Regions from separate parts of the Homo sapiens genome. Here region 1 is linked to region 2. A link is a contact called in ENCODE Hi-C or POLR2A ChIA-PET data. All regions are on one chromosome and are shown on one strand. The core of a region is the stretch at or near the end of the contact, and the rest is flanking DNA. Distances in the headings are between cores, read along the strand shown.

Region 1 (4,285 bases), core at 543-3,042, 1.4 Mb before region 2:
CTTCAGAAAGATCAGTTGTGGTTAGCTTATCATTTATCTTTTGCCACTTTGAGAAAGACAGTTCTTGGTTGGTACAGTTGTCCCCTGCATTGCATAAGTTTTGACATTCGTGGAATGACATTCCTGACTTTCCCACAATACCAGACAACATAATGCCCCCAGATCATCCTCAGATTTTCCCAACTCTAGTCTAAATGGGCATGATTGTTCCTGGCTGAAAAATTACTTTTACCAATTAATATCAATATAATTTGTGGGCATCATTTACTTAATTCCAAAATGTGCTCAGATAAGCATATGACCTTTATTTTGTAATAAACATATTTAAAGTTATTAAACATTATACATTTATGAAACTATATTTTATAAATGAAAAAAATTAAATATTCTTTTAATTGTGCTTATACTGAAAACATCATTGATGTTATGCACCCATGACTATGTACTATTCATATAATGTAAAATTTTATTAGGCAGTGTTGTGGATTGAGTTGTGTCCATAGAAAGAAATGTTGAAGTTCTAACCCCTTCCCTCAACCCTTTAGAAATGGGGTTATGGCAGACATAATTCTGTTAGGATGAGATTATACTGGATTAGGATAGATTATATTCCAATATGACTGGTGCCTTTATAAGAAGGTGAGAAAAGATAGGAACACACTGAGATAATGTCACGTGACGACAGAGGCAGAAGTTTCAGTGATGCATCTGCAATGAAAAAAGATGCCAAGGATTCTAGGAAAAGCTAAGAAGAGGCGAGGAAGGATCACCTCCTAGAGCTTTCAGAGACAGCATAGCACTGCTGACTACTTGATTCTAGACTTCTAGCATCCAAACATGTAGAGAATAAATGTATGTTGTCTTAAACCACCCAGTTTATGGTAATTTGTCATTGCAGTCCTATGAACTGATATAGACAGGTTACCTAACTTCTCTATGTTTCCAATTCCTACTCTGTTGAATAGAACAAGTACAGGAGTTCTGAGCAATAATATGTTAATATGAATAAAACATTTAGAATTAATGTATGATACATGACTGTAACATAATTAGAACTGTATGTATTAGCTATATATACTTTAAGTAGGTGCATTAAACAATATTTCATAATTTCTGCTTCTAGGATATTTTATTCATTAAAGCTTGAGGTTGGCAAACTATGACTCATGGGCCAAGTCAAAACTGCCACCTGCTTTTGTAAATTAAGTCTTTTTTTCATTTTGTAATGGAGCCATATCTGTTTATCTATTTTGACATAAGTGATTTATTTATATTACTAGCCACAAGTTTCCTGCAGCTTACTTCTTTTGTTTTTCTATAATTTGGGCTCTATTCCAACTCAAAGCAGGAATGAATAGGGTAGATGAACTGGTGGGTCACTTAGTCCACATAAGTTCTCAATAGTTAAGTGATTAAGGCCAGTGATTCAGATTTATCTTTAGTAGAACTGATGATTAAAATGAGGACTAAAATAATACATTTTATTGTCTCTGCATTTGCTAATAAGGCTTTATGTAATGATGACTCACGAGAGTTTAGTATGCTTCTAACTAGAAACCACATTTTCGTATTGAGAATCATCTTTGTTTAAACATTTTTTCAAGCTATCGATTCTCATATCCAATACTGCCAAATGAATTAAACAAAGCAGTAAAGTAAAAGTAATGACCCCAAACTCAAAAGCTAATTTATAAAGTGAAAATTACAAGCTTTTAAAGCAAGAACATGGGTGATATAATCATTGGATGAGGAGATTTATCTGTGCCAGCTTGCTCAGACTTTTATATGCACTTCCTGAGGAAGGGAACAAGATCCTATTGTCAAAGAGCGGAGAGTCTACCCCTTTGTGACCTTCAGGGGATTGCTAATTTTCATGTTGCTTGTATGGCTAGCTTTTCAGCTCTTACCACGAAATTATTCTTTCTAACCCTAAGGAGAGTGAAAATTCTAGGTTGAGGAGGGCCTAGGTTGAGAGACTACATATATTTAATTTTTTTCCTGTTTCAAAATTCATGGATGAAAGATGGGCCAATTATAAGCAGTGGTTTTCTACTATATATTCATCTCTTCATGAGGCTAATTTATTTTTGTAATAACTAGTTTCGCTCCTTGGAAGGATCTGTTCATGGTGTAAAGAACAGAACATTGCATTAGGGTTTAAGAGGGCTCAACCAACTCCAGATCATCTCAGGTCAGGATAACTGTCAACACTAAATTACTTGGAGATCATTTGGGGTTTCTACATTATATTATATGGGCTAGAGGGTTCTGAGACCTAATTAAAATATCAGTGCTTTCTGAAAAATTATTCAAATTATTGGTAAGGCCTAAGAATCACCTAGCAATGCACCTTATTTGTGAAAAGGTTTGCAGCAGTCATTTAAAACAATTTTAACTCACTTCTAAAGGGTTTTATCCAACTGGGCTTACCTCAAGGTAATTTACTCAATAAACACCAATTGAAGACTTACTAATTAGTAGACACTGTGCTAACTTAGCTTATAGTGAAGAGAAAGAAACAATAAACAAAATAATGTAAATACCATTTTAGAAGGTCTTAAGTACTATGGAAGTGTTATATAATTGCTAAGAGTAGGAAGTGTTATAAAATTGCTAAGATAGGTCAGAGAGTTGGAATTTTAGAAAAGATAATCAGGGAAGGTTTTACTGTGAAGGTAAACAGTTAAACAAAAATTTGATGGACATTTAATCAAACATCATTTGGGGACCATCTGTTTACCCACAACTCCCAAGGACAAATGTGGGCTCTGCCTCTAGCTGAAATGAATCATTGGTAGAAGCAGAACTTCTTTCCGTAGAATGGAAACCCCACATAGAATCCTTTAGCAAAATGAGCTTGTATAAGGATTTGTCATGGAAGACATTAGCAATCATAGCATTCTGACTGTTTTCAAATAATAGAATTAAGGGGGAAAGTTTCTGATCCTAGGAACAGGGACTTCAGCCCCTGCCCCAAGATCTGCAGATACAGCCTCCCCACCTCCAACCATCACACATTTAAGCCACCACAAAATAATACCATCTCAGTTAAAACTACGTGATTTGATTGTTATGTTAATATAGCTTCAAGAGGAGTCTCATAATTTGAACATAACAACATAATGGCAGATGGAGGCTAATGTATTACATTTATGACCAAGTAAATCTAATTTTCACCATGTATTAAAGTAGGAGACCCATATGGGCTAACCCTCAGAATTGCATGGACCATGCAGAAATCAGAGGTAAAGTAGTAAAGAATGTGAAAGTCACTTTGCAGCCATTAGTAAGGCAAGAATAAATATGCTCAGAGAAATATAAAGTTCCATGAAAAGGGAGTAGAGAAAATGAAGACTGGCATAATTCTCTGAGGATATTACAGTTAAGTAGAGGCCAATTAATGTATGTGCAGAAATACTTCTGGAAGCAAAATGACTCTGGATTGAAGGGTAGAATAAAACAAGAAGAACTGGACCAACAGTTCTATCTTAGAACATTCCGAATGTGTGTCATTTTTACACAAGAAACTTAAATGTTATATCATTTTATTTGTTTTGATTAAGCTCTATTGAAGAAACAGAATCAGTATACAGAGTCAATAAAGCTTACTGAAAGGGCGTATGTGCTTCTATGTGTCAGAGGATGCTAAGTTTAAATAATAAATATAGCAATCTTGAAAAACACAATAGAGAATATGTAAATGAATAAACAGTGGGTAAGGATAATGATGCATATATTCCTTTAAGTCTCACAAATAAAACGTGTTTAGCATATAGGAGAGCCTTGTAAATCTAATAAAATTATTGGACAAATTTGATGTGGTGTTGTTGGTTAAAAAAAGAATGAGAAGTATAAAACAGTTAAATATGTGCAAAATCAGGACTGTAAATGCCAAAGCAGGTAGGAATTGAGCAGTTGCTTGACGAACTGAATTTAACATAGGATAAAGGGAATACAATGACTAAGAGGTTGACGTGTCACAATGTACTTGAAAAATAATTAGACTTCCCTGGAGATATATCAGACAACGATGTTTGATGACTCACCTTCATAAATTAGTAAGAATATCTAACAAGAAACTTATCTCGCGAATTGCTAGAAAATGGGAGAAAGTAATGAAGGCAATTTGTGCAAAGAATTTCAAGATTTTAAAGGCTGGGCTGAGTTTGCTAAGAAAGTTTACTCGCATAAGCACAATCATTTCCTTGCCCCTGAAATTAACATTTGGGAATTTCATAGGAAATTGAAAATACAAATCGTCTTGGTTCTGTAAGTCTGACTTTGT
Region 2 (4,123 bases), core at 364-2,863:
GATTGTAACAAATGCACTACTCCGGTGGAGAATGTTGGTAACAAGAGAGGCTGTGCACGTGTTGGGGAAGGAGGTACATGGGAAATCTCTGTATCTTCTGCTCAATATTACTGTGAACTGCTCTAAAATGAGCAATCTAGTAACAATGAGCATGTCAAGCTATCAGATCTGTGTCTCTAATTACATTTCCTCATAAAAGGAACTAGGGCTTCTTAGAGAAATGGCTGTTTTTAGGAATGTTTAAGATGAGCCTTCATACCAGAAAGCAAGAAAGCAGTGACTATTAGGATTGTGTCCAAAGGGCTCAGAATCCAAAATGAAGAGGATACCCTGGCCATTGTTGAGACAATTTAAGCACAAATAAGAAAAATATTTGCAAGTATTAAAATATATCACATATTTAAGAATTCATGCATTCATCATATCAAATTTTAAACCTCATTGGAAGAAACTGGTATGTGGTCTCATTTGAAAACTAGCAAATAAGAGAAAAGAATCAAGGAGTTTTCCTTTCTTTACTGTATAAACTATATAATCTCAGGGTAATTAGATAGTTGATGATGGAAAACTTCATTATAGAATGAACTATTGCAGCTAGTAAGTAAAAGGAAAAATTGAATTAGAATAGCATCACTTTGTAAACTAATTCAAAAATGGGTCTGGGCATTGATCATCAGAGGCTGTTAATATCTCAAAAAGAGAAACAACCAGAAATATTTTGCCTAATGATGGGTGTGCCCAATAACATTTACAAAACAATCTTTCCAAAGTGATCCAATTTAAATTCTACCAAGCTTTTAGCTCTAACTATCAATTTACAGGAAATAAAGAGAACAGAGGAACACATGAAATGATGTAACAGAAATTCAATTATTCCTAACCCTTTGGAAAACTGCAAACAAATGACTCACTCTCTTTTTTGCAAGAAAAAGAGATGGAGACGTAGGCTATAGATTTTAAAAGATGTGAGAAACACATTAACCGATCTCAATAAATATACCTTCTTTGAATTCTGATTTGAGCCAACAAATTATAAATATATGGGACAATCTGGGAAGTGCGAACATTGACAGGATATTTGATTATACAAAAGAAGTAAGTTAAACTTTTGGTGTCCTAATGGTATTACAAGTTTTCAATGAATTATCCTCTTTTAACTACACATACATCCACACTAAGATATTTTTCAGATGAAGTCATAGCTAGGACTTCTATCCAAATAGCCCAAAGGAAGGGTTAGTGAAAGTGGGGTTGGCTATATATAAAACAAGTCTAACAATGAATCAGACATTGTCGATGCTGAGCAATGGTTACATCATCCTGTAGATTCATTATTTTATTTTTTTCACTTCCACATATATGTTAAAGATATTCCAAAATAAAAAGTCTAAAACAAGTACGTAAGTAAATAATTATACCCTCATCCCACTGCCAGATATTCTGATGTAATTGTTCTGTTAATATCCCGCTTTTGTTCTTTTTTAAGATTGCTAAGGAATTCTAATGAGTAGCAGTAAATGAGAATAATCTCATTGAGCTATACACATAGACAGATATACTCATACCTCATCATAGCATGGGAAGAAACCAGGTAGCCTGTTATCTAGGTGACTGATTGATTTTAGAAGCCACAAATCATAACAGAAATGAGTACAGCTTGCATGTTTATGAGTACAGTACATACACAAATATAAATACGGTAAACATTCCTGCTTAATGGGAAGACTTGCCAAGTGCAATGAACTGTTGTCTGTGGGGTTGCACTTTTGTGCTTGGCTGAGCTGGTTGGAGTACAATGAAATACAGGGGAAATAAGGCTCAGTCATTCAATGACAAGGTGACTGAGGCATTTTCCTGGAGAAAGCATGCAGCAAGCCTGTATCTGGGCCATTTTGGTTATAAATAATTCAACTAAAGAAATCTTCCTCACCTTTCATGGTAACAGTAATTGGTAATATCATATGTGATATTTTAAAGTCCATCTTGATTAAATGCCCGTATATATGAAATTGAGTAACATTTGAGATTTGAAACCACATCATATATCATACCCATGGAAAAAATAAACACATCCTGTTTTTCTTACTGTGCAATTGTAATACATATTAATACTGCTCTCCCTACTAACTGAAACAAATAAAACCCTGAACCTCAACAAACTGCCTTTTCTTAACACTATTATTCAAAATCACTCCAGCAGGTTATAGCACAAGAGCAATTTTTCCAAAAAAAGGCCTAAAATATAATACAGAGAAGACAGTCCTCAAAATATAGACTACCATTATACGTCAGAGTCCTCAGTAAACTAGCTATAAGTTTTTTTCCCCTAAGAAATTATTTCCCTAAATTGTTCTGCTTACAGTATATCTCAGGGAAATAAAATCTTTAAAGTATTTATCAACTATTGCTGACGCATGTTTCAGAGATTGGTTGAGTACTTACCTTTTCTTTAAGGAGAAAATTCCAGAAGGCACAATTTTAATCAAAATCTCACAAGGCGGCACATACCCAGTCAGGATCCAAATGATGGAGTCAGAACATTAATAAAGCTTGGGAACAGTTTCTTTTTAGGAGCTGGAGGTGGTCATTTCATCTCAAAAGGCAGACGGTATTCTGGTCTGACATCCAGCTCAACTAGCACTCATCATTCTCAACCTCAGTGGCCCTAGTTAATAAAAGTATTGATGTGTCCCTGCCTAACCTACAATATTCAAAGCTTCACTTGAAGACTTGAATAGGCTCTTAATTTTTCTCCAAGAACTTCTACAGGGCCCTTTCTTGAAATCTATGTTTTCATAACAAAAGTGAAAATGTGCTGTCAGCAATTTTGTTTTTGAGGGTTCTATACATGAGAGTGCACGTTAAGTAGTGCCAAGGGCCCAGACCTTGTATGTGATAGGCTACATGACTGCCTGTAGACGTTTTATTCTCTTGAACCCCAGCATCTGCATTTGCAAAATAGGATTCAGATTCTCTCTCTTCTAGGAACAGCTAAACATTAAGAAGAGATGTTGTGCACTGTTCCATTTGTAACGAGTGCTCAATCAACGTTTATTCTCCCAATTCACCCACCCCAATTAGAAGAACTCTGCCTAGAACAAATAATTACAACCCTTGTTATTAAATGCCTTGCTAATCTATCTAGCATTCCTCAAAGTGTATTTCAGCAACTTTATTTTCTTGGATTACAATTAGATGTCCACAGAGCCACTGAGGAGGGTAAAAGTAGTGTCTATGGACAAGTTAGCTGAGAAATACCTGTTTTTATGAAGGCTTAGAGTTTTTTAATTGCTAATTTAAATTGTGATCCTTTGGTGGGGTGTAGGTTCAGTGCAAAGCATGCTACCTTTCCCAACATTCTATGCAACAGGAACTGGTATGGTTTGGATCTGTGTCCCCACCAAATCTCATGTCAAATCATAATTCCCTACTGTTGGAGGCGGGGCCTGGTGGGAGGTGATTGGATCATGGGGGTGGAGTTCTCATGAACGGTTTAGCACCACTGCCTTCTTGGTACTATATAGTGATAAAGTTCTCGCGAGATCTGGTTGTTTAAAAATGTGTTAGTACTTCCGCCACCCCCAGTCCTGCACCTGCCATGTAATATGCCTGATCCTGCTTTGCCTTCTGTCATGAGTAAAACTCCCTGAGGCCTCCCCAGAAGCAGATGCTGCCATGCTTCCTGTACACCTTGTGGAACCATGAGCCAATTAAACCTCTTTTCTTTATAAATTAACCAGTCTCGGGTATTTCTTTATAGCAGTGTAAGAATGAACTAATACAGAAACCTTCTTGTCAGTAACTCCTATTAATAACCCAAGGAACTAACAATGTTTTTTGGAAAACAATGTGGCAAGACCAAATGAGTCCTGAGAACTATGGGAAATTATTGTTGTCTCAAAAGATAAGAATGCTTTTTTGGTATTGTTTCTATGCATGGGATTACTCATAAGCACCACGGGAATGAAATACCTTCAGCAACTCACTGCAGAGCTATTGGGTAATTTTATTTTGTTTAGCCTTTGGATGACAAAAAGCAAGTTGTTCACTCTTGTGAACAATACAGTGAATAATTACAGTACTTGCTACTGACAAATGAGCATGATTTCTAAAGGTACAGTGG

What was found. A loop is a pair of places that touch in the nucleus more often than their neighbours do. ChIA-PET counts read pairs that join two places held with the same protein, here RNA polymerase II (POLR2A). Pooled maps may share reads with other maps.
Region 1: a loop to region 2 is called in a map of endothelial cell of umbilical vein, with 7 times the contacts of the local background. The contact joins two enhancer-like sites. A Hi-C loop is called at or near these places in 1 of 168 maps with a recorded cell type or tissue (endothelial cell of umbilical vein) and 1 of 50 pooled maps. POLR2A ChIA-PET finds 5 or more read pairs at or near these places in 2 of 52 experiments (OCI-LY7 and RWPE1).

What each region holds. Positions count from the first base shown.
Region 1 is chr2:35,501,003-35,505,287 of GRCh38, reverse strand. No RefSeq gene overlaps it. Among named protein-coding and RNA genes, the nearest start is that of MIR548AD, 32 kb to the right of the region's middle. Within about 2 kb of position 1,792, at least 2 of the 41 ENCODE cell types and tissues checked have a DNase peak (open chromatin) inside an H3K27ac peak, as active enhancers do; they include endothelial cell of umbilical vein, where a contact is called at or near this core.
Region 2 is chr2:34,102,346-34,106,468 of GRCh38, reverse strand. The region is part of intron 4 of LINC01317 (long intergenic non-protein coding RNA 1317); the gene reads right to left. Among named protein-coding and RNA genes, the nearest start is that of LINC01318, 37 kb to the right of the region's middle. Within about 2 kb of position 1,613, at least 3 of the 41 ENCODE cell types and tissues checked have a DNase peak (open chromatin) inside an H3K27ac peak, as active enhancers do; they include endothelial cell of umbilical vein, where a contact is called at or near this core.